2 separate regions of the Homo sapiens genome follow, and region 1 is linked to region 2. The links are chromatin loops, found by intact Hi-C in ENCODE. Cell type or tissue: Caco-2. All regions are shown on one strand. Links, peaks and the distances in the headings refer to the core of each region. The heading gives the core; the rest is flanking DNA. Region 1 overlaps CCNJL (cyclin J like). Region 2 overlaps TTC1 (tetratricopeptide repeat domain 1).

Region 1 (15,586 bases), core at 2,544-5,043, 240 kb after region 2:
CCTTGGGTAAGTTACAGCTGGGTGTGGTGGCTCACGCCTGTAATCCCAGCTCTCAGGGAGGTAGAGGTGGGAGGATAGCTTGAGCCCAGGAGTTCGAGACCTACCTGGGCAATATAGCGAGACCCCGTTCTCCACAAAAAGGAAAAAAAAAAATAAGCGCAACCTTGGGTAAGTTACAGCATCATTTTCCTCTTTTGTAAAATATGATTAATGGAGGTGATTTTGGTGTGGGGTTGCTGTGAGGTTCAAATGAGATAATGTATGCAAAGCACTGAAGCAAGACACTTGGCATGCAGTAAATGCTCAGTTAATGCTTGGGATCACAATCACTGATTTTTTTTTTTTTTTTAGATGGAGTCTTGTTCTTGTTGCCCAAGCTGGAGTTCAATGGCACGATCTCGGCTCACTGCAACCTCTGCCTCCTGGGTTCAAGCAATTCTCCTGCCTCAGCCTCCCAAGTAGCTGAGACTATAGGCGCCCACCACCACACCTGGCTAATTTTTGTATTTTAGTAGAGATGGGGTTTCACTATGTTGGCCAGGCTGGTCTTGAACTCCTGACCTCAGGTGATCTGCCCACCTCAGCCTCCCAAAGTGCTGGAATTATAAGCATAAGCCACCGCGCCCAGTCCAATCATTGATCTGGATACTCATGCCCATTTTAGTTTGTGGTAGGTTATGGGATGGTTGTATCAACAGTATTTTTTTTTTTTTTAAGACCGAGTCTCGCTGGTCAAAATGGCTGGCAAGAAGGCTGTTGCAGCATCAGGCAAGTGGCTGGATGGTATTCGAAAATGGTATTACAACGCCACAGGATTCAATAAACTGGGGTTAATGAAAGATGATACAATATATGAGAATGAAGATGTGAAAGAAGCCATAAGAAGGCTTCCTGAGAACCTTTATAATGACAGGATGTTTCACATGAAGAGGGCACTGGACCTGTCCATGAAGCATCAGATCTTGCCTAAAGAGCAGTGGACCAAATATGAAGAGGAAAATTTCTACCTTGAACCGTATCTGAAAGAGGTTATTCGGGAAAGAAAAGAAAGAGCAGAATGGGCAAAGAGGTAATCATGTAGTTGAAGTCTGTGGATGCAGCTGTTACGAAGATGGTTAAACCTGAAACAATCTTAAGAATTATTTGGTCTGCAGCTGTTTTACTTTAAATAAATATCTATTGTAAAAAACAAACAAAAAAAAGACAGAGTCTCGCTCTGTTGCCAGGCTGGAGTGCAGTGGCGCAATCTCCGCTCACTGCAATCTCCGCCACCTGAGTTCAAGCAATTCCCCTGCCTCAGCCTCCCAAATAGCTGGGACTACAGGCATGCACCACCACACCCGGTTAATATTTTGTATTTTAGTAGAGACAGGGTTTCCCCATGTTGGCCAGGATGGTCCCGATCTCCTGACCTCGTGATCTGTCCGCCTTGGCCTCCCATTACAGGTGTGAGCTACCGCGCCCGCCCCTATCAGCAGTATTTTTGACCCAGTTAACATCTAGATTTTAAAACACTGGGAAGACTGAGTTTCAAGTTTCAAGTAAGTTTCAAGTAACAGGGTAACTTTTATTGCTAAAACAGATGTAAACATAATTCCCTCTCCCCATACTATCTGTATGATGGCCGCTATTTGAGAATAACCGATCTGCAAATCTGTGCTATTTAATTCATTTGCAATGTTTCAGGTTACTGTAAGAAAAATTACCAGTTGATCTGTAAGTTTCTAGGTTTCTGGCTGCCTGCATATAAGTTGCTATTTCTCTTTTACATGTTACTGGGCGAATCCTTGCCCTTTCTTTGCTTACTGCCTGCAAAGTTAAGAGTGATCTGGGTGCACAGGCCCCAGTGAGAAGGCCTGATCTGGATGGACATGCCTTTTAGAGCCGCCTGACCCCGACCCCTGGGTGGTGGGGAAGGGGTGGGAGGTCCTGCCATCGGGTCCCAGCTGTCACCTTGCAGGGTGACCTCTAGGAAGTAATGGGCATACTCCTTGAGGCACTCTTTGGTCTTGCGGGGGCAGGTGGTGGGCCAGGTGTGGCAGTGGTGGTCCTTCTGGCTGACGGAGGCCAAGAGGTAGTAGTCCAGGAAGTGGGCAGGCGTGGGCAGGCAGAGGTTCCAGCTGAAGGCCTCCAGGAGCAGCAGCTCTGTGCTCAGCAGCTCCTTCTTGGTGAGGGTGAAGTTCTGGCTGCTCAGGATCCTCGTGCTGTTTATTTGCTCCAACTTGGGGACGTGGTCTTCCCGATCCTCGAACTTACCTGTCGGGGAGCAGGGGAAGCAGGGGTTACTGGAAGACATTTACCTGAACCCAGGAAGCTAACGGCCCACCTTACAGTGCCTGGACATTGCTGGCAAAGAAGACAGAAAGCAGACAGGCCAGACTGCGGAGGAATAGGAGCACACATTCCAGATCTGTCAAACCTAGGCTTGAATCCACAAGCCATCACTTCCCACTGGGGGATCATGGCTAGGTGTCTCAACCTCTCTGTGACTCAGTTTCCTCATCTGTAAGATGGAACCTATACTTCATAAGGCTTTTGTTAGAGTCAATGGGAAAATGCAAACCAAATGCTCAGACAAGCCTCTGGAACACAAAGCAGCCGATAGCGGTCAGCAGCAGCAGCCAGGGGCTGGGGAATAAGGTGCCCTCCCTACTCTCCATCTGGCCCTAACCAATCCAACCTCCTGGCTAGAGTCAGCATGGCCACGCAAACCTGGCCCTGTCCCTCCACGTGTAGAAAAGCTCTTCAATGGCTTCCCGCTATCCTGGCTATTGAGTTCAAACTGTGTAAACGGGGTCTTAGTGTGGGTTCCCTCTGGTTTCCAGGTCTTGGAAGGTAAGCCCAGGAAAGATCGGTAGGTGGGGGACGAGAACAGGAAAGGGAAGAAAGCCCAAAAGGACACAAGCGAGTCACCACTGTGGACAACCCGAGCTTAATCCTACTGAGGAATTCTGAGAAACAGCCTAAGACAGGCCTCAGGTTATCCTACCCACGGGTTAAAGAGCAGAGGCATTTACATAGCAACCCCGGCAGTCATCAGTTGTGGATGCTCTCAGGGAACAATGGGAGGTCCTTGTGCCCTGAGGGTCAAGACTCAGGGGCTGGTGGGGGGGCATGACAGCTTCCACTGCGTGAGGCTCTGCAGACTGTGGGCCTCTCCAGCCTCAATGTTCCTCACTCTGGGAAAACCACCCCACAGGTGGCCGTGGACCCTGTCCTTGGCAGTTCTTGCCTATAAGCCTTCATTGACACAGCCCCCTGGGCCTGGAGCACCCTTCCCCATCCCCTCCTCACTCAGCCAACCCTGACCTGTCCTTCACCTGGAGTCCCTGCCTCTCAGAAGACGCCCTCCACACCAGCCCCCTGTACTGTACGACTCCCACATCAGGTGGTGAGGCCTTCAAGGGCCTGGCCTCGGTCTGTTCACCCATGACCCCAAGGCCAGCCTCATGGGGTGTGGAGCTGCCACTAAGTAAATGCCAAAAGAGGCATTGGGGCGGCCCAGCTGACCTCAAAGCACACATCAGTGCTCACGAAGGGAAGGGCAAACAACACATGCACGCACCTGCTCCCAGCTGCAAGTGCCTCTGACCCAGTTCCCATCTCTCATGCTGCTTAGGGGAGATAAGGAAGTAACCACCACAGGCTGCTCCACAGTAGATACAACACATTCCTGAGGACGGCTCAAAAGACGTCACTGCAGAATGAATCAACCACGTCTCAGCAAGCCAGGGTTGCTCCCTTCTCGGCAAGCCTTGCAGCAGCCCACTCGGTGGGTAACGACGACCTGACACAGAGCTCTGGTCTTTGATGCAGAGGAGTCTAGTGATTGGAAATGTACAAGACAGTGAAGGGCAGAGGCACTACCAGCCCCGCACCATGCAGTTTACAGCAAGCACACATTCCATCCCTTTCCGGAGCCCAGTCACTCAGCCTGCAATGGTGCTGTGTCCGAAGTACACACTTTCTTGTCTTGCACACAAGAACAACTCAGGCAGGCCAACGCGAGGTCAAAGCTGCCCAGAGAGGAAGAGCCTCCTGCATGGCTGGAAATCCCAGGGTTGAGGCTCTGGCCGACTGGCTCTATTGGCTTTGGCAGCTCCCCCCATACTCCCCCCAACACTCCCTCTTCAAGCACAGGATCCAGCCACGTGGGACTCCAACCCCTCCCCGGGCTGGGAATGCTCTTCCCCTCACCCCCCTTATCGGTGTCCTCCAGAGCTCAGTTTAGAGACCTCCAGATATTAAACGGACTTCCTACACTTAGATTACTTGCTTAACATCAAGTATTAATATGAATGGCTGGCATCTGACTCTAAGCCTTGTAAGAATAGGAACTGAGTCCAACCCATTCGCTGCTGTGCCACCAGTTCCCAGCACATGCCTGGCACATAGTAGGTACCCAATAAATATTTGTTAAATGAATGAATAGTCCTCTCAGGAAACAGATATTTTAGGCCATTTGAATTTTTCTCTGATGATCTTGTATTCCCCAGTTTTTTCTCCAATGATCATGTATTCTTTGTGCAGTTTTTAAAAGGAAGAATTTTATTTATTTATTTTTTCCAAAGTTGCCCCGGCTCCCCTGAATCTTGTGCTGAGCCAGCCTTGGTTGCATGCACTCAGCAGAAACGAGCTCTTTCCCTCCCCAGAGCAGGAGGTGGCGAGGTGAAGGTGCACTGTACTGGGGTGGCACTAAGACCCTTGCACAGCACTGCTGGCAGCCAGCAATCTCTTAGAACTGGCAGATGTGCTCAATCAGATTAGTTTCCTCCTCCCCTCCTCGCTTTTCAAACCTTTCAGAGCTCTGCTACCAGGCCCAAGAGGATTATCCTCCAATGGAAGGCACCAGGGATTACTGCGGAATCTGATTTCACCTGCTCCCTCTGCTTCCTGGGAACGCACACGGCAGGCCACAGCCAGGCAGTGCTGGGTCTGAATCCTCAGGAGTTTGCCCTGGACCTACGAGCACTAAACTCGACAGGCTGCTTATTTGCTTATGTTGTAGGACCTTGTCCCACATGAAGATAAAATGGTGCTGCAGAATGGAAAGTGCTTCACAAGCCCCCGGCACACAGAATGGGCTGTGCTTCGAGCTGGTCATGCACTTGCTCGTGGCAGGAACCTTCTAGGTAGGTTCTTTACAATCCTCAGAGGCTCAGAGAAAAAGCTGATGGGAGAACTCAGCTTCTACACCCAGAAGCAGACTTCAGAGTTAACCTGGGCTTGGCCTGGCCAGCAGTTAAAAAGCAGCCAGAAAAGATTTTATGAGTTTCCTGATGCTGCACGTGCCTGGCAGACATTTCCTCCCTTCCTCCTGGGACTGTGAGTGGGGCTGGCCCCTTGTCCCCAGCGCTGCCACCACCAAGCACCGTTACTCAGCTGCTTCCTCCTTATCGACAAACTGCACAGGCAACAGATGCCTAGAAGACTTCAGGCGAGTCCCCTGGGAGAGGCTGGGAACAGAATTCTGAGTCCTTCCAAGCCAGACAATAGCCATGGAATCTCTGACTTCTCTGATGCACTTTTGATTTCGAAAATTTTCAAATCAGAGAAAAGATGAAAGACAACAATGAACACATAGGACCCTTCACCAGATTCTGCCCTTGCTGACCCTGATCCATGTGTGCTCTGTCTAGGTGTATTCTGTCTGTAAATACTGGTTTTGTTAGACCATTTCTAGTCAAGTTGCAGACGTGACATGCCACCCCGAACACTTCAGCATCCGTTCCTGAGGTCATTTTCCTACAAATTGTAATGTTATTAGCATTTCTAAGACATGAACATTAATGCAATCACATTTTCTAATATTCAGTCCACATCTGACTTTCTCCAGGGGTCCTAAAAATGCCTTTTATAACCTTTGTTTTGTGTTTTTGGATCCAGAATCCAAACTAGGTTCACACATGGAGTCTATTACCGCTGAAGTCCCCTTGTTTCGTTTGCTTTTCATGACACTGACTCTGGGAGAATCTAGGCCAGTTGTCTTGTAAAATGCTCCACATTCTGGATCTGCCTGATTGTTTCCTCACAATTAGATGCAGGTCAAACAGTACAGGCAAGCAAATGACAGAAGCTGTTCTGTCCTTCTCACCCACTGGACCATAGCAGGAGTCCTAGGAAACGTCACTTTGTCCTGGCTTATGTTAGATCACTTGATTAAGGTGGTGACACGAGACTGCTCCAGTTCAAGGTACCAGCTTCCCTGGGAAATTAATAAATAATCTGGGAGGGCACACTTTGTGAATATCCTGTTTCTCAACAACCTTTAGCTCAATGGCTTTGCATCCATGGATGATCCTTTTCTGAATAAATTATTATACTGGGGGTTGAAAAGGAAGTTTTAAAAATCATATCATTCCATCTACATTTTTCTTTTTGATGTTCACATTGTCCTAAATTGGAACAGCAGGAGCCCTATCAACCTCTTTTTTTTTTTTTTTTTTGAGATAGGGTCTCACTCCTGTCGCACAAGCTGGAGTGCAAGTAGCTCAATCTCGGCTCACCATATCTTCAACTTCCTGGGTTCAGGTGGCCCTCCCACCTCAGCCTCCTGAGTACCTAGGTATATAGGCACACGCCACCACACCTGGCTAATTTTTGTAATTTTAGTAGAGCCCAGGCTGGTCGAAATCCTGGGCTCAAGTGATCTGCCCGCCCCGGCCTCCCCAAGTGTTGGGATTACAGGCATTAGCCACTGTGCCTAGTCACTATCAACATACTTATAAGATTAAAAAGCATTCTAAACCTAGTGAAGCACTTCTCTGGCTCTCGGAGGCTAGGCAGACGCACGTGTACCCCCAGTGTTGGTGGTGACGGTGGTGCCTGTAAGTGATGCCTCTTATGTGCCCTCCTTTCTGCATGTGGCTGGCTGATCCCTAACACCATTTCCTGAGGCTGGCACACAGAGCTCCTGGGCAATTCGTGGCAGGTGAGGATGACCATGCATCCATCCATGTGGCCTACATGCTTAACCACAGATGAGGCCGTGGTGGCAAGATGCTGTGGATCCAGCTTACAGACTGGCTTTTTTTTTTTTAATTAGAAAAAACTTATGACAACACATAATATAAAGTTTACCATTTTTCACTGTACAGTTCAGTGACATTATATGGACACTCACAATGACGGGCAGCCATCACCACCATCCCTCTCCAGAACTCTTTTCATCCTGCTGAAACTCTGTCCCCATTAAACAATAATTCCTAGGTCCCCCCTCTCCCGAGTCCTTGGCAAGCACATTCTACTTTCTTTCTCTATGAAGGTGAACACTCTGAAGACTGGCTTATCTTCTACCTACTGTCCTGGCAATCAAGCCTCAAGGCAGACCAAACAGGATTCCTGACTCTTCTGAATTAGCGCCAAGAGAAGCAGTTATTTTTAATTGCTTAAAAAGCCGTTTCATTTTAGAAAATTTTAAATATACGAAAAGAGAGAGAGAAATGTTACTATAATGAACTCCCTTGAATGTTATTACCCAGTGCCAACAGTCATCAGCATTTACACTGCCTTTAAAAAAGCCCGAAAACTTAAAACAAAAAGGTAACCAGCACAGAACAAGGTTCTGTAGAAATTCAGCATTCTCTCATTCCTGTTGCCCAGGCTTGAGCGCGGCCCACCCCCAACTAGACAGACCGTGTTCTGCACTGTGCCCCACGAATGCCCCCAAAAGTCCTTCATGCGTGGGAAGATGCCTACTGATGGACCCATTCAGGGCTACCTGCTGCCCTTTCAGGTGCTTAACCCAGGCTCAGAGATTAGGCCAAAGTTTCCTGGCTAAAGAGAAACAGGTTTTAAAGCCACAGCTGGCTACTTTTCTTCCCTAAAGAAATGCAATGCCGGCCAGGTGTGGTGGCTCACGCCTGTAATCCCAGCACTTTGGGAGACCGAAGCAGGCGGATCACGAGGTCAGAAGTTCAAGACCAGCCTGTCCAATATAGTGAAACCCTGTCTCTACTAAAAAAATTTAAAAATTACCCAGGTGTGGTAGTGTGCGCCTGTAGTCCCAGCTACTCAGGAGGCTAAGGCAGAATCGCTTGAACCTGGGCAGCGAAGGTTGCAGTGAGCCAAGACCACGCCACTGCACTCCATCCTGGGCAACAGAGTGAGACTCCATCTCAAAAAAAAAAGGAAATGCAATGCCCCAGCCTGGCCAACATGGTGAAACCCTGTCTCTACTAAAATACAAAAATCAGCTGGGTGTGGTGGTGCATGCCTGAAATCCCAGCTACTCAGGAGGCTGAGGCAGAATTGCTTGAACCCCAGAGGCAGAGGTTGCCATGAGCCAAGATCGGGGCACTGCACTCTAGCCTGGGCGACAGAGCGAGACTCCGTCTCCAGGGGAAAAAAAAAAAAAAAAAAGAAAAAAGAAATGCAATGCCTTTAAAAACAAGCAAAGCTATTCTTCCACAAGAATGGCCGCTCTCCTATTAAAAAATCTCTTCCTCATTTTATCTGAGAATGAGAACCAGACTTTTATCAGAAGTTGAGATCCCATAGCTATCCCCATGCCCCTCCAGCAGCCACCAGCCTACCCTGCAGGTGCTGATGATAAAGGAAAGATGGTGCTGGCGGGTCAGAGGGATCAAGGACCGCCCAGTGGTACCCAGGCCTTGCCTTTTCCCAGGTGGGGCCTGACATCTATCTTCCCAGGTGCATGTGGGCAGTGCTACGCAGTCAGGTGGCAGGGACAGAAGAGGAAAGAGAAAGCTCTGGCTGAAAGGGCTTTTTCCCAGCTTTGCAGCCTTTGCTGGCAAGGGAGGCCAGTGTCCCAGGGGTGGAAGCCCACGCAGGGCCAGGCTCAATAGAGACCTTTCTGATGCTAATGCTTTTTTCTCTCAGATTCTTCCTTCCTGGAGTGGAGAAAAGTAGCCCCAGAAAAGGCAGAACTTCTACCAGCTTTATTTATGGCCTTGGAGCCGGTGTGACCAGGGACAGCCAGGATTCTGGGGGAGGTCCCCACCAGAAACAGGCAGGAATGTCCTGGAGCAGGGGCAGGGCAGGGGCTCAAGTGCCAGTTTCCCATCCTCACTCCTGGTATCATTTGTGTGATCTTGGGCAATCACCTGGAAACCCACACCTCATAGGGCAGTAGGGAGGGTGCAAGGAGTGTCCCAGGTAACATGACGGGCATGTGGGAGGTGCTCTATAAATGGTAGCAGCTGCTGTATTATTTATTGAACATGGTATTCTTTGCACTCCAGACCCGGGATCTTCTCAAGTCCTGTTATCTAGAAATATTTTCTTACAGGTTCTGAAAAAGGGGCTGAAAAAGGCCCAACAAAAGGCTCCCCTACCCTTACCCGACTCCACAGTCAACACTGTGCTGGAATGCATGGAGTGGACTGGAGTCGTTACAGCTTCCTTTCCCCAGGACTGTGACCTTGAACTCTGGCCTCCTGCTGGTGATTTCAAGGCTCACAGTCCGGGAGGAAGAAAGGGGAGTGAGTGTTGCGTCCAAGGCCTTTCCCAGATGTCCCCCTCCCCCAGGGTGAGACTTTTCCCAGGTAACCCAGTTGGGTTGCAAGAGGCAGAGAATCCACTGGGTAGCAAGAGGCAGAGAATCCACACACCAGGATGTGAGCTCTGGGAGGGCGGGGAGCTTCGTTTGGCATTTGGTTCTCTGCTGCATCCCGAGGCCCAACGCACAGCAGGCATCAAATGTGCTGGCAGACCCTGGACCACACATCTATTTACTGCAGGGTTGGGTGGGCTAGGGGGTCTGTGAACTGTGCTTGCTGTGCCCTTAACAGATGCTCTCAGCTGATTCTGGCAACGACCCTGGGAGGTTGGGGGTGTTTCCCACATGGAAACAGAAGCTCAGAAAGGTTGAGTTACCCCGATCTCCCAGCTGATAAGGGACAAAGCAGCATTTAAAAGTCTGTCTGCTCCATGAGGGTAGGGAACAAATCTGTCTTGCAGAACACCACAGATCCTGTTCACCTAGCACAGCCTCTAGCATAAAATTAATAATAGCTTTTGTGTATTTTAAAAAATGAATGAATAAATGATTCCAAAGTCCCGAGCTTTTTACATCATAAGCAGGAAACCTTATATACAGTCACAAGGCCCCCTGCAATCCTATAAGCTCCATAATAAGTGTATCTATCTGGGTGGAGGAACTTCCATGGATGTGTCAGGCTAGTTTCAGCTTCACCCCATCTAACCGCCCTGTTCTCCACAAATACTCTTAATTTTGAAAAAATTTTTAAAAATTGTTTACTTGTTGAAGAGATAGTGTCTCACTATGTTGCCCAGGCTGGTCTTGAACTCCTGGGCTCAAGTGATCTTCCTGCTTCGGCTTCCCAAAGTGCTGGGATTACAGGCATGCACCACCATGCTTGGCCCTTCCACAAATTCTCTTGACTTCAATCTCTCCTTTGCTTACGCTACTTAGCAATTTAATTCCAGAGCCTTTCCACTAAAGAGCTATATGATCAACAGGACTTAGTTTTTTCTTCCAATGATAGCATTTAAGTCAAAGGAGTGGCTCTCTAACAGGAAACTTTTTGTACTAAAGGTGCTCCCCAGCCTGACTTTTTTTAAAAAACAGAAACTCTCTTTGACTTCTTGCAGTTATTGAAGGCAAGAAAGGTGCTTCCTACTCTTGGCAAAAAAAGGCACTGCTCATACGCCCAGCAGACAAGCGTCTTTCTGAGGAACCAGGGGAGACAGATTTTGAGCAATTGATGGAGAGGGTGTGAAACTACTCTGAGGGCACCATGCTCTGGCAGGCTGTTTTTACTGTGTAAGGCAGTGCAGCGGGCAGTGCCCACACTCTGATGATGACTGTCCTGGATTCTACGGAGTGGCAGCCGCTTACTAGCCATGTGGTCTGGGGTAAGTCACAACTTCTTGGACCTGTGTTTCCTCATCTGTGAAATGGGAAGAAGACAAGTAGATAGAATTGTGGTGAGGGTGACATGATGGCTTAGTGTGCTTAGAACAGCACCCTTTGTAAACTTGTGCTCAATTCAGAGCCAGCCCTGTAATGACAGTCACAGCTACAATGACAGTGGTTTGGTTTCTGGATGAGATTTGGTGTAGGGGAGAGAGAAAGCCAGGGACAAAGCAAGAAAACCCTTCATCTGTAAGAGGGTGCTTCAGTGGTGCTCAAGGAAGGGAGAAAGCTGAGAGGACCACAGGGGTTGGAGGCCAGGTAGCCTCCCCTTAAGTCCCCTTAAGGACCTGCTGTAGCTGCATCCAAGATCTCTGGCCCATTTCTGATCCTGTAGTTAGGAAACATCCTGGAGAAACAGGCCTCCAACACCAGCCATTCCTGGGCTTCCAAAGTCCGCTGGGTAGACCTGGTGTGAAGGTGGATCTGGGTACCCTGCCTGGCTGAGCTTCCTTTCTCCCTCAGGAAATCAAGAAAAAGCTCTCTTCTTCTCCTTCCTCTCTCAAGAGCAGGGCTGCATCTCCAGTCTCTGGCACAGAGGCCTTGATAAATAATCAACGAATGGATGGAAGGACGGATGGATGAAAGAATGAAAGCAAGCCCATTTCTGACAGGCTGAATCAATTCCTGAGCCCAGTTTTAAAAAGAGACCAGAGGTGAGGTTGTGGGTGGTTGTTTTCTTTAGGAGGAAATTGTGAAAATGCCTTCTAGGTCAGAGGTGGCATTCGGCCAGCTGGGTCACCCACGGGCTTCCCTTCTTGCTGGGAGGACTTCCCTGTGTCAGGAAGGAGAAACTGCTGTGATGACATCACACTGCGGCCTCAGGCAACCCCTGGTTCCTTTGTGCTCCGCTTTACACGTGACCCAAATAAGTGTCACTGACTGAAAGCAGGGCCTGCGGGGTGGGGGCCATTTGTCACCCGAATAGCTGGCATCTGGGGCCTGCATCCCACAAGTGCTTCTGTCCTCGTACGGAGGATAGGAGTTATCTCCTGTCACGAAAGAAGGTTTCGGTGTCACTGCTTTAAAGAAAGCTCACTCCTAACTCACCAGGGGCTGCCTCTGGCCCAGGTCTGACGGCACTGCTGCGCTGAACGTGTGGGCACTGGGGACCCTGATCCTTTGTTCCGACCTATGCGGGGAACAGGGAGAAGGAAAAGGAGAGGCCATCTTGGGTACCGCCCTTGTGGTTCAGAGGGGAGATGCTTCCAGATACAAGAGCTGGTCCTGAGGGCTGATGTTTTCATCGGGGTCAGCACAAATGCTGCTCTGCTGGCTCAGAAGGAAGTGTGCCCAGGAGTCTCCCAGCAATCTCTCCGCGTTCTGACCTGAATCTTCCTGGCACAGCCAAGGAAGGACGTGGTCTGGCTGTACAACTAGGGCCATAGTTGTACAGTGGCTGAGAACCACTGAGTCAACCCCAAGGTGACAACCTGTGTCCCCATTACTAGGCACATCCGAGCTGTATGCTTTTAGGGAAGTGTCCTAACTTACTGGGCCTCGGATTCTTCCTCTGATACTTGCGGAAAATACAACTACAGCCTACCTTATAGAATTGTTTTGAGGATTAAATTAGTAAATCTGTGTAAAAAATTCAGAACACTGTGTGACATATAGGCTGGGCACAGTGACTCATGCCTATAATCCCAGCACTTTGGGAGGCCGAGGCTGGTGGACTGCTTGAGCACACAAGTTAGAGACCAGCCTGGGCAACATGGCAAAACCTTGTCTCTACCAAAAAAAAAAAAAGTCTGGGCGCAGTGGCTCACGCCTGTAATCCCAGCACTTTGGGAGGCCGGGGCGGGCAGATCACTTGAGGCCAGGAGTTCAAGACCAGCCTGACCAATATGGTGAAACCCTGTCTCTACTAAAAATACAAAAATTAGCTGGGTGAGGTGGTGGGAACCTGTAATCTCAGCTACTCAGGAGGCTGTGGCAGGAGAATCATTTGAACCTGGGAGGCGGAGGTTGCGGTGAGCCGAAATTGCGCCACTGCACACCAGCCTGGGTGACAGAGCAAAATGGTGTCTCGAAAAAAAAAAAAATTAGCAGGGCCTGGTGGTATGGACGCGCCTGTGGTCCCAGGTACTGGGAGGCTGAGGTGCAGGGAGCCGTGATCATGCTACTGTACTCCAGCCTGAGTGACAGAGTGAGATCCTGCCTCAAAAAGATAAATAAAAATAAACAAACACTCAATAAACATTAACGATCCCATCACCACTGAGGCTAGGATTTACCCTCCACCCGCAGGTTCCGATTATAGAAAAGAGAAATGTAGTGAGATTACAAGTGATTTTTATTTTGTTATTTTTATTTTTTCCCATCTTCTGGTTTTCTACAGGAACAAATATTACTCTCCTGCTGATAAAAACACTTTAAACTCCTCAGAAGGCAAGACTCTGCTGCTGGGAATCTAGAAGCCAGAGCTAGCAGAATAACTGCCAGAGAACATTCCAGAACGTAGGTCTGCTCCAGTCCAAGAATATCTCGGCATGAACCTGTTTTACAAGTACCTACAAGTCGGGAGGCATCAGACTTTCCTAGAAAAGTCCCAGAAACCTCACTATGTCGGTGACAAAGAGAGACTTTTCCTGTCTAGACACCACAATGCTTGTAATTAAAATTAAGATTTAGGAGGTGGAGGGAGGCAACACACACTCCTTGAAGACAATCTCAAAAATCCAGGTAAATGCTCCACACATAAAAATAATCTCTAATCTTAGCACCAAGGGATAGAATAGGCCAACATATCTCGTTCGAGTCTGAAACGGATTTCAAAATCAACCAAAGCTGCCCTGCCAGTGCTAGCTATCACAACTGACAATACTGACAGGTAAGTGCTTGGGTGGTGAGGGGTGGGCTGCTGCGATCAGGGGCTCCTGAACACCGCATGTTCAATTAATTATTCGTGCAGCTTGAAATACAACCCCCACTCCCGGAAAACAAAAATAAAATTAAAATAAAAAAAAGCCATGCAGAGCCCGGAAAGTTAGGCCCTGGACAAACAGGTCTGGGTGTTAAACTTGCTAAGGCAAATTGAACAATTTAAGAGCTTCCGGCCCAGCCAGCTGTCTGACAGGCAGTTTACACAAAATCCCTCCCCTGAAACAGCTCTAAGCCTGCCAGTCTGCAGAGATGGGAACAGGAAATGGAAAATCACCATGTCCTCCGCTCACTGTGCTGTGACATTCGAGCCCCGTGCCCAGATTTGCTCAGCATGGCCCTCACTAATGTGACAGACCACCTTTTCCAGTTGCCCTGTGCCGCGTGGCCACCACGCAAACGTCACTGATTAGAGAAGCACCATTGATGTCATGGCAGTGTTTTGGAAGAAAGATAAGCAATAGTCACTTTAATTGCACACATCAAATGTAAGACCTGTTCTGATTCCTGAAATGTTCAAACATTGAAAGGCTCAAGCATTTCAAATGCTCTCCACGGCAGGAAGGAAATGGAGTTTCCTCCTGACCACTCTTGCATGAGATGTAGGGAGCTATTAAATTATCTCCTGCAAGGGCGCTGCCACGTTTCCTTGAAGATTTAGGTTTAATTCTATCAATAAATCTCATGTTTTGTCAGAAATACACCCCTGAAAAAGACCACCTGGAAATATTGCCCCATTTGCAGCTGCTGCCTACAATTAGAGCCGTGGAGGCATCTCAAGCATTCCCAGCTTTGGGGAGAGCTGATGTATTTAACTTCTCCAGGCTAGGAAGCAGCATATTCATTCATCCTTGTCGACCAGAAAGGATTAAGACTGCTTTCAAGTTTCTGAAATCTCCAGTGGGGAGACCCCATCCCGTCCCCTGCCTTGTTGTCAAAGAAGCTGCTTTTCAGAAGCAACAGTTGCCAAGTAATCAAAGCAGGGGTGAGTGGGGGATGGAGGATGCAAAGGGGAGTGATGCTGGTTTACTGGGAGGAAGACAGGCCTCTCCTAGAATCTCCTGAAGCCCCACTGCAGGTACCTGGCAGGCAATAGCTTTTAGTGGTATCTGCCCTAAGACATGAGGCTTAACAGGCACTAAAAGCAATCAGTCTGGAAAGGATTCCTTGTCTGTGCTTCCTGGATAGGGAAAGGCAGAAATGCAGGGCAAAGGCTCTCGTGGCTGGGAGCACAGAAGAGAAGCCCCAAGTGGACACGGGTGAGGGGCCGGGATGGAGAAGAGACATTGCTTGTTCTTTTATAGTTTATTGTTTAGGTAGAGAGTAAGTCAAATAAATGTTTTTCTGGAAGGCAGCTGTGCTCACCACTGTACCACCAATGCTAACAGTTCCAAAGGCTCCCACAAATGAAGTCAAATTTACGGAAAAACGGGTCTCATCAGCTGTTGGTTGAGTTAAAACTTCTGTAAGGCAATTTGGCACTACTTATCAAAATCTTCAGTGTTACCTACCTGTTGACCAAAACAATTCCACCTCTGGGAATTTATCTTACAGACAGACTCATGTAAGTTTGCAAAGATACAGGGAAAAAGCCAGTCACTGTACAGCAGTGAAAAAAAGAGATGGCAACCTGAATGTCCAAAAATAGAGAAATCATTACATAAATGACAGTGTTTATAAAACAAAGGACTTTGCAGTCAATAAAAAGAGTGAAGTAAATCCACAAGCGCTGATGGAAAAAGAGGTTCCGTAACATACTATGAAGAAAGCACCTTTAGCAGTAACCCAGCTGTGTAAATATATCTG
Region 2 (15,586 bases), core at 5,954-8,453:
TAGAAATATACACAAATGTATATACATAGATGTGTTGCAGCATCATTCATAATTTTGGAAAGCTAGACAATGTTAAACAGGGTATTTGTAGTATAGTAAATTTATTTGGTCTTTGTCCCTGGTTCCTGTTACAGAGCCACTAGAACCCTTGGAATTTTCTGATAGTGTAGTGTATTTTTTTGTTATTCTTAATGTACCCCTTTTGATAACACCTGAGTTCATCCTAATGAGATAACTTTTAGGATCTGGCCTATCTATAGCCTAAGGAAGGATGGGGCCAGTCACCAAAAAGACTAAGTGATTAGAGTTTTAGAGGGTTGGAACTTTTGGCACCACCTACCAAAATCCAGGAAAGGAGGAGGGCAAGTGCTGGAGATTAAGCTCCATTAAAGCTTTTTTCTTCTTGTGTTTTGAGCCAAGTCTCGCTCTGTTGCCCAGGCTGGAGTGCAGAGGTGCGATCATAGTTCACTGGAGGCTTCAACCTCCTGGGCTCAAGCAATCCTCCTACATCAATGTCCCAAGTGGCTGGGACCACAGGCGCCTTCCACCACACCTTGCTAAATTTTTTTGTGTTTGAAATGAAGTCTTACTATGTTGCCCAGGCTGGTCTCGAACTCCTGGACTCAAGCAATATTCCCATCTCAGCTTCCCACAGTGCTAGGATTACAGGTGTGAGCTGCTGCGCCTGGCCTATAAAAACTCTTGAACTAGAAATCTGATGAGCTTCCAGGTTGATGAGCACATGGAAGTGTTAAGAGGGTAGCACCCAGAGAGGGCGTGGCAGCTCTGCACCCCTTCTCCCTCTACCTTTCCCTGTGTGTCTCTTCACCTGGCTGTTCTATATCATTCATAATGTCCTTTGTAATAAACTACTAAGTGTAAGTAAAGTGTTTCCCAGAGTTCTGTGAGCCATTCTAGCAAATTATTGAACCCACAGAGAGGGTGGTAAGAACCCTGTGCTAACCATTCAGTCGGAATCATAGGTCACAACCTGGGACTTGTGATTAGTGTCTGAAGTGGGGCCAGGCTTATGAGACTAAACTCTTAACCTGTGGGATCAGACACTGTCTACCTGGAGATAGTGACAGAACTGAATTGAATTATAGGACACTCCGTTGGTGTCCATTGGAGAATTGTTTAGTGTGGAAAACACTCTCATCTGGTGTCAGACCTATTGGGAGGGTATAGTAGGAGAGAAAAATGTGTTCTTCCCAGAGTATTACTTAAATTTTGTTGTTATATTTATGTAGTATACAATGCAGTTGTTAAAGGTAAATCTTGGCCGGGTGCAGTGGCTCATGCCTATAATCCCAGCACTTTGGGAGGCCAAGGTGGGCAGACCACTCAAGACCAGGAATTCAAGACCAGCCTGGCCAACATGGTGAAACCCCATCTCTACTAAAAATACAAAAATTAGCCAGGTATGGCGGTGCACACCTATAGTCCCAGCTACTTAGAAGGCTGAGGCACGAGAATTGCTTGAACCTAGGAGGCGGAGGTTGCAGAGAGCCGAGATCACGCCACTGCACTCCAGCCTGGGTGACAGAATGAGACTCTGTCTCAATAAATAAATAAATAATTTAAAAAATTTTTTTAAAAAGATGAATCGTAGGTATTGACCTGGGAAGCTGCCTGTAATATAATGTCAAATTAATTAATCAGGTTATACAACAGTGATGATTTCTTTTAAGGCTATGTGAAAATATGTTTATACATACAAATTTGAAGGATATACACCAAAGTATAAGCAGTAAGTAACTTTGAGAGGTATGATTATTAGGGAATTTTAATTTATATGTAATGCAATTTTGTAATATTTGCTTTTTTTTTCAGTAAGCCTGTATTACATTATTCCATTTTAAGAATATAAATAAATAAAAATTGATTACTTTACAACCAAACTGTGTGCCCTACCACAAAAGCACATGAAGCTGACCCCTGATGATTTGGGAAAGAAGTGCTATTCCGTACAGGGTCTATGTAGTATTAAAGGTTTCTTGTTGGACACAACCAAATAATAGTAGCCAAAGTCTGTTAATCAAGCTAACTTCACTTGTCCTGTGGCTGGGAAGATAATTCACGCTCAAGTGTAGTGTCACTTCTCAGCAGGACTCATAAATCAAGAATAATTGAGGAGGAAAGCAGTTAAGATTTGGTAAAAACAGGAAAAGCTCTCAGAGAGTATAGTGTATTCGTGTGTTTATTTCAGCAGTAAATCTTAACTATTTGTGAAAGCTTAAATGTAGATATAACTACCCACAGGAATGGAATTTTAGCTAACATTTGAGATGTACTAGGTATGTGAAGCAAATAACTGGTTCTGAGAGGCTTGGCTAAGGTGAAGGACAAATGTAGCAGCAGAAGAGAATTGCAATAATAACATTATGATACAAAAATTCTATCTTAGTGTGTTGGAGCTGCTATAACAAAATACCTTAGACTGGATAACTTATAAATAATAGAAATTTATTGCTCATAATTCTGGAGGCTGAGAAGTCCAAGATCAAGGTGCCAGCAATTTTAGTGTCTGGTGAGGGCCTCTTCCTTACAGATGGCACCATTTGTGTCCCTACATGGCAGCAGGGGCAGGGCAGCTCCCTTCAACCTCTTTTATTAGGACACTAATCCATTCATGAGGTTGGAACCCTTATGACTTAATCACATCCCAAAAGGACGCACCTCTTAATACCAACACAATGGGGATTATTTCAACATGAATTTTGGAGGGACACATTCAGACCATAGCAAGTGTTTATAGTATTAGGACCTATGGCACATACTGCAGAATGCTAGTATTGATTCCATAAGAAAATCGCCTTTTATGGACTGCTTGTCACAGTGCAGTTTCTTAGGTCTCATGTGTAAATTTCCTAGGTAATTCATATGCACATGCTGAGGCTTGAGGACCACTGTCACAGGTTTTGCACAATCTTCCTTCATTAAATAGCTGTTGAATGAATAGCATCTTTTTCTCCCCCATGAGAGCCAATAATTGGCCTTATAAGTTACAGAAATTTTTTTCTCACATTTATTCAAGTAATATTTACATTTCTTCCACCCACTAGACATTGTTTGAGGCCCTGAGGGATACAGTGGTGAACAAGACAGGGTTTCTGTTCTCTCATTGGAGAATTAGGACAAAATGTTAACATGAAGGATGGGTTGGGTTGGAAGGATGGTGCTATGGTTTGAATGTTTTCCTCCAAAATTCATGTTGAACTTAATCCTCAATGTGTAGTATTAAGAGGTGGAGCCTTTAGAAGGTGATTAGAAGAATTAGTATCCTTATAAAGTATACCAATAAAAGACTTGAGGGAACCTGTTGGGCCCTTCTACTCCCCTTCCACAAAGTGAGGATGCAGAAAGAAGGCACCATATTGAAGCAAAGAACAAGCCCCTTACCAGACGCGAAATCTGCTGGTGCCTTGATCTTGGAATTTCCAGCCCCTAGAGCTGTGCAAAATAAATTTCTATTATTTATAAATTACTGAGTCTGTTATTTTGTTATAGCAACCTGACTAAGACAGGTGGAGAGGACTGCTTTAGATTGGCTGGTCAGGAAAGCCTCTCTGGAGAGGTGGCCTCTCAACAGAGACTTAGGGGAGGGTGGCACTGGGAGCAGCCAAATGTGTGACCGTCTGAGAGGGAAGCATTGCAGACAAAGAGAGCAGTTGAATAAAGCCCTAAAGTAACAACAAGTTTGGTGTTTTGGCATGTTCAAGGAATGGAAGAGCCGATGGCTGAAGCATGATGATTAAGGAAGAGAGTGGGCTGATAGTAGGCAAGGGTCTGATTATGGAATAGTTCCTAAGCCGTAGTAAAGAACTTGAAGTTTTTTCCAAGTGCAGAAGGAAACAGATGGATAATTTTAAGCCAGGGAGAGACGGAAGTTATTTACATTTTAATAAGAGAATTCAGTTCTTATACAGAGAATGGAGGGGTATGAGGATGGAGGAGGGACATGAATAGAACATTTGAGCCCAATTAGGCTCTAATGCAGTAGCCCAGTGAAGATGATAGTAGCTTGAACTGTGGATCTGAAGAGAAGTGTATGATTTTGGGATATATTTCAGAGGTAAAGCAGACCACACATTGCAGTGGATTCGATTGGCGGGATGGAGTGAGACGTTAGAATGATTCCTTGTCTTCAGCTACTGGATGGATGGTGTGGCCTTTATTAATATGAAGAAGATGAAGGAACTTTGAACTTATCCAGGTTCTGGTGATTTAATTCTTTCCTGCAAACAAACATTTTTTATTTGTAAGCCAAAATGCAGATTTAGTCATTTCAATGGGTTTGCTCCCTTTCACTAGTGGTTTGCAAATGGTATTCATTTACATGTACACATAAGGGATCCAAAAGTCTGTTGCTTGGTGAACATGGATTCAGAATGCCTGGTATCTGGGATTTTAAAACATTAGGCTCTGAAAGTTTTAAGGATTATTCTTTAAGGTCATTTTCTCTTTAGGAACCATTATCAAAGCTTAGAAGTTTCAGTTTAGAACAGATGTTATATTTCAGTCTCTTCCCTCTGTCATTTTTCCTAAATTCCACATTACTTAATCTTTTGGATTTCCATGTTTCTGCCACCCTATTGCACCATTTTCATAATCTAATTAATGTTGTGGCTGTGGATGTGTTTGCAGGGAATACTCTCGATTGCTTCCAAAAAGTTCTCAGTAACTTCTTCCATAGTGGCCTGCATAGTCCTGTTAACGTCATGAGCAACCTTTCTGATTTTGTTGTTTCCCTTTTCTTTCATTCTTTTTTTTTTTTTTTTTTTTTTTGAGATGGATATTCCCTCTCTGTTGCCCAAGCTGGAGTGCAGCGGTGCGATCTCTGCTCACTGCAACCTCCGCCTCCCGGATTCAAGCGATTCTCTCTCTGCCTCCCGAGTAGCTGGGGCTACAGGCGTGTGCCACCACACCCAGCTAATTTTTGTATTTTTACTAGAGACTGGGTTTCACCATATTGGCCAGGCTGGTCTCGAACTCACATCATGATCCACCCACCTCGGCCTCCCAAAGTTCTGGGATTATAGGCATGAGCCACTGTGCCCTGCCTCCTGCCTCCCTTTTCTTTCATTTCTTGTTTTCTTTTTGTTGTTGTTGTTTTCTGTTTGTTTATTTTGAGACAGAGTCTTGCCCTGTCGCCCAGACTGGAGTACAGTGGCATGATCTTGGTTCACTGCAACCTCTGCCTCCCAGGTTCAAGTGATTCTCCTGCCTCAGCCTCCCAAGTAGCTGGGATTACAGGTGCCCACCACCACACCCAGCTAATTTTTGTATTTTTAGTAGAGACGGAGTTTCACCATGTTGGCCAGGCTGGTCTCGAACTCCTGACCTCAAGTGATCCGCCCGCCCCAGCCTCCTTTTCTTTCATTTCTAATAGGCATCCTTTGGAACTAAGGTGGTCAGTTTTACCAACTTCTTAGAGTTACCACTGTTGAACTTAATGCTGTCTACAAACGATTAAATCAAATCCTAGAAGGAGCTTAGATTTCTGATCCCAAGTTTGTTTATTTTTATTTTTGTAGAGGCCCTTTCACTTGGCCTCCCAAAGTGCTGGGATTACAGGAATGAACCACCCTGCCTGGCCTGATGCTAAGTTTAAACCAGTGGAAATAAGGGTTGCTTGCTCTAAAACAGGGGTCGTCAACCCCCGGCCATGTACTGATACCAGTCTGTGGCCTGTAAGGAACCCAGCCACACAGCAGGAAGTGAGCAGCAGGCTAGTGAGCGAAGCTTCATCTGTATTTACAGCCACTTCCCATCGCTTGCATTACTGTCTGAGCTCCACCTCATGTCATATCCATGGTAGCATTAGATTCTCGTAGGCTTGTGAACCCTGTTGTGAATTGCACATGCAAGGGATCTGTGTTGCCTGCTCCTTACAAGAATCTAATGCCTGATAGTCTATCACTGTCTCTCATCACCCCCAGGTAGGACCGTCTAGTTGCAGGAAAACAAGCTTAGGGCTCCCACTGATTCTACATTATGGTGAATTGTATAACTATTTGATTATATATTACAGTTTAATAATTATAAAGTACACAATAAATGTAATGTGCTTGAATCATTATGAACACCCCCTTCCCCAAGACCCTAGTCCGTGGAAAAATAGTTCCCCACAAGAGCAGTCCCTGGTGCCAAAAAGGGTAGGGACCGCTGCTCTAAAACATTTGGAAGTTAGTGAGGTGTGTTTACATTATTTGCTGGCAGAAAAGTTAAAATGACGTTCAGTATTTCCTGTGTTTATTAAGAAAGGTCACTTTGTGTAGATCAGTGGTTTCCAGACTTTATTGTGTCTAAGCATCACAGGAAATGTATTAACCATGCACAGCCTGAGAAGTGTCTGACACCACACACCTGTGAGGCAACAACCAGGCATCTGTTTTGTTAGCAAGCCTCCCAGGTAATTTTGATATAGGAAGAACTGTGGCCACACCATGGGAAACAGATCCAGATGGACACAGATGACTAAGCTTCCAAAACAAGAAGTATTGACCTAACCCGTACATTGACTGCATCCAACATCGGAAGAACTGAATAGGAGGTTTTCTTTTACCTACATCCGTTGATCAAGGTCTAAAAACAACTTGTTGGGCCGAATTTAAGCAGTCCTGACATAGAAAATTTATTTCTGTTAAAGATTGAGTTTTGGGAAATAGAATTTTCTGATTTAAGAAACAAGGGACTATTTCCAAGATTAATTCCTCATAGATCAGTCATTTTTTTCCTCAGAAGGATAACACCTACTGAGAGGCAGGTTCTAACTGTGGCTTAGATCCAAAGATCCTCCCTCATGCCTCCCTAGAGGACCTGTAAAGGTGACTTGTGGAAAGAACAGATATGTCTTTATGTATGTAAAGCAAGTGATATCTGATTTCAAAGAAGACAAAACCAAAAGCTTATTTTTTTAATGATAAGGAATTCCCTTCAAAATAATTATAGAACTGATGTCCCTAGCCCTTCCAGTATTTGCATTCCAAGTGTAGTTTTCTTGTCCCACCTAGATAAGACTAAAGCAGAAAGTTTTGTTGCATGTGCCTCCACTTTCCAGCAGTTGAGCAAGTATGTACCTCTCTTTACGCTCTCTTTTACTCCAGCTATTGATCTCTGGGTACTGTGATCCCTGGGTACTGTGCTTGGCATAAAGTGTATGCCGTTTTATTTTGTAGCAATTACTTCACAAAACTGCAGAGGGCAGCAGAGAGCTGCTGATAGATTTATAATATGGACATAAGCTTGCCGGAGTGAGAGTCTTGGTTTTCCCCCTGTTTGTCTGTTGAGCACATGCTTACCATAGGATTATTTAAATATGAGATTATTTTTTAAATGTATTTCATGCAAGTTTTTAACTATTTAATAATGATAGATGGGGTATACACTTATAAGCTCAAAGTCAAGTGTGTTTATGTTGTATTCACTGACCTAAAGTAAAAGAAATACCCTACTCAGCCACTGCATTGTAGTCTGCTGAAGAGTGGTTTATTTATAAGGGACTAGAGAAGCACTTTCTAACATTTTGCCATGCTACCCAGGATTTTAAATTATATCAGTTGAAGTTCTCTAGCTTGGATTTTTGGGTTTTTTGGAGGGTGGTTTTTTTGTTGTCAATTAAAAAATTATATTCAAGCTACTTCTAATATTTTAAGAAAGTGAATCAATCCATTTGAAGCTCTTAGCACAATGTTTGGCACATAATAAGTATTATGAGTTTTAGCTCATTGAATGAGTTACACAGCCATGGAATCAGGCATCTAATATAGTATAGGTAATTAAGCAGATAGGGGTACTATGTTAGTAAATAGGAAATTACAAGGTAAGATTATAGCCAAGTCATGGATATTTGCTTTACAGGAAGACTCTTCACTTAGCAATAGTAGCATACCATTTCCATTTTTCATCCTAACTAGTATTTACAGTAATTTGTCTTCTTTATAGAATATCTTCTTTATGTAAAGAAGTTTATAATATTTAAATCCTTGATTTGCTAATTTTATTCAGAAAGGACACTTGTAATAGTTTCCACCTTTATTTCTTTGTTAGTTAAATGAAAATTAACCCACATATGCTACAGATTCGGGGTAATTCTAGAAATTGAGTTATTCATTCAGCAGACATTTGTTAGTACCTGCAATTAATAGACAAAATTGGCCGGGTGCAGTGGCTCACGCCTGTAATCCCAACACTTTGGGAGGCCGAGGTGGGCGGATCACCTGAGGTCAAGTTTAAGACCAGCCTGACCAACAAGGTGAAACCCCATCTCTACTAAAAATACAAAAAAAATAGCAGGGCCTGGTGGTGTGCGCCTATAATCCCAGCTACTCAGGAGGCTGAGGCAGGAGAATCACTTGAACCCGGTAGGCGGAGGTTGCAATGAACTGAGATTGCATCACTGCACTCCAGCCTGGGCAACAGAACAAAACACTGTCTCAAAAAAAAAAAAAAAATTAGGCAAAATTGGTTTTCTTTCTTTTTTTTTTTTTTGGAAATAGAGTTTTGCTCTGTTGCCCAGGCTGGAGTGCAGTGACGCAATCATGGCTCATTGTAACCTCTACCTCTGGGGCTCAAGTGATCCTTCCCCCTCAGCCTCCCAAATAGCTGGGACTACAGGCATAAGCCACCACGCCCAGCTAATTTTTTTTATTTTTAGGAGAGACACGGTCTTGCTGTGTTGCCCAGGCTGAAGTTTTCTTGAAGAATATGGTTTTCTCTGTCAAGAAACTTATAATTCAGCTAGGGAGACATGTAACTCTGCTTACCTTTTTATTTTAGGTAGTTTCGTGTTTTATCACGAAACAGATCCAGATGGACACAGGTGACTAAGCTTCCAAATACAAGGCTCAATGGGGACAAAGCCGTGTGCACAAGGCATGTCACATGTTGCCTAATCTTTCCACTCCTATGTGCTTCTTCTTGTGCTTCTTCTTTTTCTTCTTCTTTGCTGCCTTGCTGTCTTTTGATGTGTGCCTTGCCCTCTTGCCTGTATCATTCTCAGAGTCTGAGCTGTCAGAGTCAGATGACTTCCAATTCTTTTTCTTCTCCTCCTTTCTTTTTCTAGAAGGATTCCTTGTGGGGTCAGGCTTCTCAAACTCTGCTGACTTTGCCTCTTCCTTTTCCTCTTCCTCATCAGGTATCAGAGAGTATTTGGTCCCACCTGGTTGCATGAAACAATCTTTTGCAAAGTGGCCTTTACAGCCACACTTCTTGCAGGTAGTGTTCAATCAATATACTCTGGTTAGCATGTAAGTGTGGGGGGATGGGCAATGGGTAGAGCCTTCTCTGTGCTGTGTACATAGCACAGTGCCTACACATTCTGTGCCATAAGTATGTTGAAAAACTCTCATTACTGAGGTAGGGGTTTAATGTCCTTACTGGAGACTATATTTAGCTCTTGAAAGATAAAAATTATTTCCCAGGTGGAGAGTTCTATTTTAACTTTTTATTTTTGAAATAACATTTTTCAGAAAGTAGCAAAAAATAGATTCCAGCTTCCCTTAATTTTAACAGCTTACATATCCATAGTGCAGTTATCAAAACCAGGAAATAAACATTATTACAACACTATAAACTGCAGACCTTATTCAGATTTCATCACATTTTCCATGAACATCATCTTTTCTGTTCCAGGATCCACTGCATTTAGTTTTCATGTTGCCTTAGTTTTCTCTAGTTGATGACAGTTCCTTTATCTTTTTTAAGAGAGACAGAGTAGCCCAAGCTGGAGCACAGTGGCATAATGATAGCTTACTGCAGCCTCAAACTTACGGGCTCAAGTGATCCTCCTGCCTCAGCCTCCCTCATAGCTGGGAATACAGGGGCTTGCCATCACACCCAGCTAAATTTTTTTTTTTTTTTCAGGATATGGGGTTTTGCTTTGTTGCCCCGGTTGGTCTCAAACTCGTGCTCAAGTGATGCTACCACCTCAAGAGTAACAGTAATAATAATAGAACAGCCTAAGTCCTGTGGTCCAAGCCCTTGATTCAGTGAGGAAGAGGTTTGTTTTTGTTTTGTTTTGCTTTGTTTTTTTGAAACCAGGTCTTGCTCTGTCCCCCAGGCTGGGGTGCAGTGGCACGATTCCATAATTCCACTGTAGCCTCAAATTCCTGGGCTCCAGTGATCCTCCCACCTCAGCCTCCAGAGTAGCTGGGACTGCAGGCATGAGCCATCATGCCCAGCTAATTTTTGTATTTTTATTTTTATTTTTTTGTTTTGTTTGTTTTTGAGACGAAGTCTCACTCTGTCACCCAGGCTGAAGTGCAGTGGTGCAATCTCAGCCCACTGCAACCTCTGCCTCCCAGGTTCTGGTGATTCTCCTGCCTCAGCCTCCCAAGTAGCTGGGATTACAGGCGCCTGCCACCACACCTGGCTAATTTTTATATTTTTAATAGAGATGGGGTTTGACCATGTTGGCCAGGCTGGTCTCGAACTCCTGACCTCAGGCAATCCACCTGCCTTGGCCTCCCAAAGTGCTGGGATACAGGTATGAGCCACCGCACCTGGCCTAATTTTTGTTTTTTAGTAGAGACGGGGTTTTGCCATGTTGCCCATGCTGGTCTCAAACTCTTGAGCTCAAGCAATCCACCCTCCTTGGCCTCCCAAAGTGCTGGGATTACAGGTATGGGCTACCACACCAAGTGAGATTTATTTTTAACATAGGTCTCGAAATGACTATAGGTCAGAGCTCTGGAACTGAATAACATGTTTTGGAGCAGTGTCATCCCCTTTTCAAATGCCCTAGTTCTTGACACCAAGGGAATTAAAAGTGACTTTTTCTTTAGAACTATGAAGCATATAAGTTCTGTGAGTTCACCTTTTTGCAGCAGCTTCTGTGCATTACTCAGTTCTACTTCCTGCAAACAATTCTTTATTTCCACACCTGTGGAAGACAGTATGGTCTTGTAGTTAAGAGGATGAACTTTGTTGTTTTGTTTTGTTTTGCTTTGCTTTGCTTTGTTTTATTTAAAAGATAGGGTCTAGCTTCGTTGCCAGTGCAACTCCTGGGCTCAAGCGATTCTCCCACCTCAGTCCCTCAAGTACTTGGGACTATAGATGTGCACCACCTCACCTAAAAATATGAACTTGGAAATGTTAGATCTGTCCTAGCTCTATCATTTAACTTGGCGTAAAGTGGGATCATAAGGATTAAATGATTAGCAGGTAAAAGCAATCCGGAACTGTTAACTATAGCTAGTAAGTCAGAATTCGGTGAGCATAGACCATAAAATATTTCAGGTCTAGAATAGAACTTAGAAGAGCTCTTTAAAAATCATTTTTAGATACTTGGTTTTCTAAAGGTTGCAAGCATACATTCCACAGTGTTATAGAAGTATGACAACCTCAATTATTTAGCTCCTTCAAGTTATGAAGAAAAGTTGTTTGGCTAGGGATGTCGGGGTGAGAGAATTTAGAAAGGAGTACACTGGAAGCTTCTGAGGTTCTGGCAGTGTTCTCTATCTTAATTTGTATAGTAGTTTTGTGAATGTATATTTTGCAACAGTGTACTAAGCTGTACATTTCTGTATGTTTTTCCATATGTATTGTACCTCTGGTTGTTTAAAGAATTTCTGATATTGGGGTATTGAAATCTTCAACTAATGTTGTATTGTCTGTTGCTCCTCTGAATTCAGTCAGTTTTTCCTTTATATATTTTATGGTTCTGCTGTTAGATACGAATACACTTATAGTTGTTATATTTTCCCAATTTGTTGACCTTTTTACCGTTATGAAATATCCCCTTTTTTGGTCTCCAGTAATGTATCTTGTCTTAAAGCCTGTTTTGTCTGATAGCACTTCAGCTACTTAAGGTTGCTGTTTACACAGTATCTTTTTTTTATACTTTTATTTTCAACCTGTATATGTCTTTGAATGTAAAGTATGCATCCTATAGTCAACATATAATTGAATCTTTTTAAATCCAGTGTGATAATCTCTGCTCTTTGAGTTGTTTAGTCCATTCATATTTTATCTGCTTGTTGATATGTTTGGATTTACATTAGTCATTTGTCTTTTACAAGTCTCATGTGTTCTTTATTCCTGTTTTTTACTGCCTCTTTTTGTATTAGATAATATTTTCTGCATGCTATTTTAATACTTTGGATTTTATTAACTATGCTTACTTTTTAGCTATTTTCTTAGTGGTTGCTGTAGGAATTGTAATGCACATCTTTTTATAGTCTACTTTAGTTTTTCGGGATTCTTTTTTTTTTTTCTTTTTCTTTTTTTGAGACAGGGTCTCACTTTGTTGCCCAGGCTGGAGTACAGGGGTGCAATCATGGATCACTGCGGCCTCCACCTCCCTGGGCTCAGGTGATCCTCCCACCTCAGCCTCCTGAGTAGCTGGACTACAGGTGCACACCACCATGCCCAGCTAATTTTTGTATTTTTTGTACAGATGGGGTTTTGCCGTGTTGCCTAAGCTGTTCTCAAACTCCTGAGTTCAAGCGATCTGCCTACCTTGGCCTCCCAAAGTGCTGAAATTACTGGCAGGAGCCACTGTGCCCAGCCCTACTTTAGTTTAATAGTACCTAATTTCAGTGAAATATATTGATAGAAGCTTTGCTTTAGCATAGCTCCATTTCCTCTCCTCCACTTCGAACTATCGTTGTCATGTACATTTTATCAATATATGTTGTAAACCTAACCACTGAGTGTCATAATTACAGCTTTTTATAATCTTTTGTCTTTTAAAGAAATTAAAGAAGAGAGAAAATAATATTAGAGTCTTATATCTGCTTACCGTTTCTGATGTTCTTCATTTCCTCCTGTGGTTTTGAGTGACCATCTACTGTCATTTCCTCCAGCCTGAAGGACTTTAATATATTTGTGAGGCAGGTTTCACAGCAGTAAATTTTCTTTGTTCATTGTGAAAGTCTTTATTTTTCCTTCATCTTGAGGTAGTTTTGTTAAATGTATAATCTTTGTTGAAAATTTTTCTCATTCACATTTTAAGTATATCATTACACTGCCTTCTGGCCTCCACTGTTCTGGTGAGAAGTCAGAAATTAATAGTCTTGTTCTCTTCTATCATTTTTCTCTTGTGGCTTTCACATTTTCTCTTTGTCTTTTTCTCTCACCACTCTGATACTCTGGTGTCTTCAGATGTAGATCTTCTATTCTACTTGAGGTTCACTGAGATGAGCTTCTTGGATCTTTAGATTAACATTTTTCATCAAAATTTTAAAGTTATCAGCCTTGGCCGGGCGCGGTGGCTCATGCCTTTAATCCCAGCACTTTGAGGGGCCGAGGCGAGTGGATCACGAGGTCAGGAGATCGAGACCATCCTGGCTAACATTGTGAAACTCTGTCTCTACTAAAAGTACAAAAAATTGGCCTGGTGTGGTGGCAGTTGCCTGTAGTCCCAGCTACTCGGGAGGCTGAGGCAGGAGAATGGCGTGAACCCGGGAGGCGGAGCTTGCAGTGAGCCAAGATCACACCACTGCACTCCAGCATAGGCGACAGAGCAAGACTCCGTCTCAAAAAAAAAAAAAAAAAAAGTTATCAGCCTTTATTTCTTCAGATATTTGTTCTGTTCTTCTCTTTCTTCCCTTCTTCTGGGTCTTCCATTCATGTCAAGAGGGCCCTGTTCATTTTTCTTCAGTCTTTTTGTTTTCATTCTTTGGCTTGGATAATTTCTTTCGATACAACTTCAAGTTTACTTATTCTTTTTATTTTTATTTTGAAGCAAGGTCGCACTCTGTCACCTAGGCTATAGTGCAGTGGCACAATCATGGCCTCAACTTCCTGGGCTCAAGCGATCCTCCCACCTCAGCCTCCAGAGTAGCTGAAACCACAGGTGCGCACCACCACACATGGCTAATTTTTTTGGCTTTTTGCTAGAAACAGGGTTTCGCCATGTTGCCCAGAATGGTCTAAACTCCTGACTCAGCCAGTTCGCCCACCTCGACCTCCCAAAGTACTGGGATTACAGGTGTGAGCTACTGCCCCTGGCCTGCCCAGTTTTGTGGTTGGCTTTAGGGAAAAGGATTTGACAACCTCCTTACTTCACCACATCAGAAATTCCACCTATTTTTGAACTGTATAAATAATTTTTTTAATTTTCAAAAAATCAGAAAAGATGAGAAAAAAACTAAGCCTTAAAATTGACCATAAACAGAAACAAGTTAACATAACAATCATGAATAGATTATATAGAAAAGATAATTCCATTAACTTTGGACACAGACTCTTGACTGCAACAAAACCTTGAACTTTACATAGTAGGTTCATTGTTGGTAATGATATTTGTATAGTAATTTTGGAACTCTTGTTTCTTGTAGGATAGAGCAAATTAGTAAAGTGGCTATTCTGAGAACCAGAGTTTTCACTGTGGAGGAATGTGAGGAAGAATCCTGGGTTGTTGGATTTCACTTGTATGTGTTCTTTTGACTCATAAGGGTTTCATTTTGTTTAAGATGTATTTCCTGGGTTTCTTCACTGAAAGGGCCTAAAAGGAGTAATACCCTAGTAACAGTGAACACACTAACACCCAGATCTTTGTTTCTAAACACTATTCCACACTAAAAGAATCCAGGACTCGGCTGAATGGGGTGGCTCATACCTGTAATCTCAGCACCTTGGGAGGCTCTGGTGGGAGGATCACTTGAGCCCAGGAGTTTAAGACCAGCCTAGGCAACATAGTGAGACCCCCCCATCTCTACAAAAAAAAAAAAAAAAAATAGCTAGGCGTGGTGGTGTGCACCTGTGGTCCTAGGTACTGGGGAAGCTGAGGTGGGAGGATTGCTTGAGCCCAGGAGGTTGAGGCTGCAGTGAGCCATGATCTCTTTAGCCTGGGTAGTAAAGCGAGACCCTGACTATAAATAAATAAATAAGTAAAAATTGATCTAGGACTCCTTGGAGATATGGCAAAGTACAGAATACAAAGTACAAAGTACAAAGATATGGAGGTAGGCAAAGTACAGAATACTACACCTGGAATATTATGTAAACCTGCAACAAAGTTCACCCTTGGGAGAATAAACCCAGGTAAAATGCCCATGCAGATCCTGGAAGTGGGCTAGGGAGGCTTGAACTGGAAATCCTAGAGAACTCAGTACCTGGAGCATAGTTTAAAAGGGCCGTATGGGATATGGGTGGGGCCCACCAGAGAGGAGGGCCTTGACAGGAGCCTCTTCTGCCCAGGTCTGAGGGCCAAAAAGCGCTCTACAACACATGAAACCATTTAAGCATTAAGTAACACTCCAAATTTTTTGCAGTGCTTTTATTGTGTTTATAATTTAAAACAATCTGTGAGGCAGAATTGAATTACAAAATCAAAAGCAGTATGTACAGTCTGCATTCAAAGAAAGGTAATGTGGGAAAAGAACTGAAAGGTGGCCCCAGGGAGGAGCTGTGGTTTGTACTAGACTTTGAAAACTACAGAAAATTTGGTGTTAGAGAATTAGGAGGAGGATATGGAAGAGTTATTCCATGGAAGGACATGGGGGACACATAAGCAAACAAATGGAATGAGGGATAAGCATGGTAAGCTCTGAGAGACAATAGTGAGATCAGACTGTCTAGCAGAGAGGACTTGTGTTGCATAGCTTGAGTAGGTTGGAATAGAAGCTTGATGTAGTGT

Evidence for each region. Peaks named below come from ENCODE experiments on the same cell type or tissue, not always from the same donor. Only the 100,000 strongest peaks of a DNase experiment are listed, where the experiment ranks them.
Region 1: it touches region 2 in a loop (2.3-fold over the local background); 2 of 110 quality-filtered maps call a loop at or near these places.

The regions. Positions count from the first base shown.
Region 1 is chr5:160,257,516-160,273,101 of GRCh38, forward strand. It overlaps CCNJL (cyclin J like), which reads right to left. Exons shown (of 6, transcript NM_001308173.3): 4 at 1,954-2,256. It overlaps LOC105377691 (a long non-coding RNA gene), which reads left to right and starts at 10,751. Exons shown (of 3, transcript XR_007059027.1): 1 at 10,751-10,839; 2 at 11,410-11,553; 3 at 13,239-13,550. It also overlaps the pseudogene LOC727947. RefSeq lists an enhancer at 3,756-3,895. In Caco-2, for the core only: no CTCF peak of the experiment used is centred there; DNase peaks (open chromatin) are centred at 3,066, 3,566 and 4,936; H3K4me3 peaks cover 378 bases.
Region 2 is chr5:160,014,816-160,030,401 of GRCh38, forward strand. The region is part of intron 2 of TTC1 (tetratricopeptide repeat domain 1); the gene reads left to right. LOC124901124 (a long non-coding RNA gene) reads left to right here. Exons shown (of 2, transcript XR_007059025.1): 1 at 1-4,216; 2 at 8,782-12,721. Among named protein-coding and RNA genes, the nearest start is that of TTC1, 13 kb to the left of the region's middle. RefSeq lists a silencer at 13,706-13,873. In Caco-2, for the core only: a CTCF peak has its summit at 7,214 (motif pointing right); a DNase peak (open chromatin) is centred at 7,236.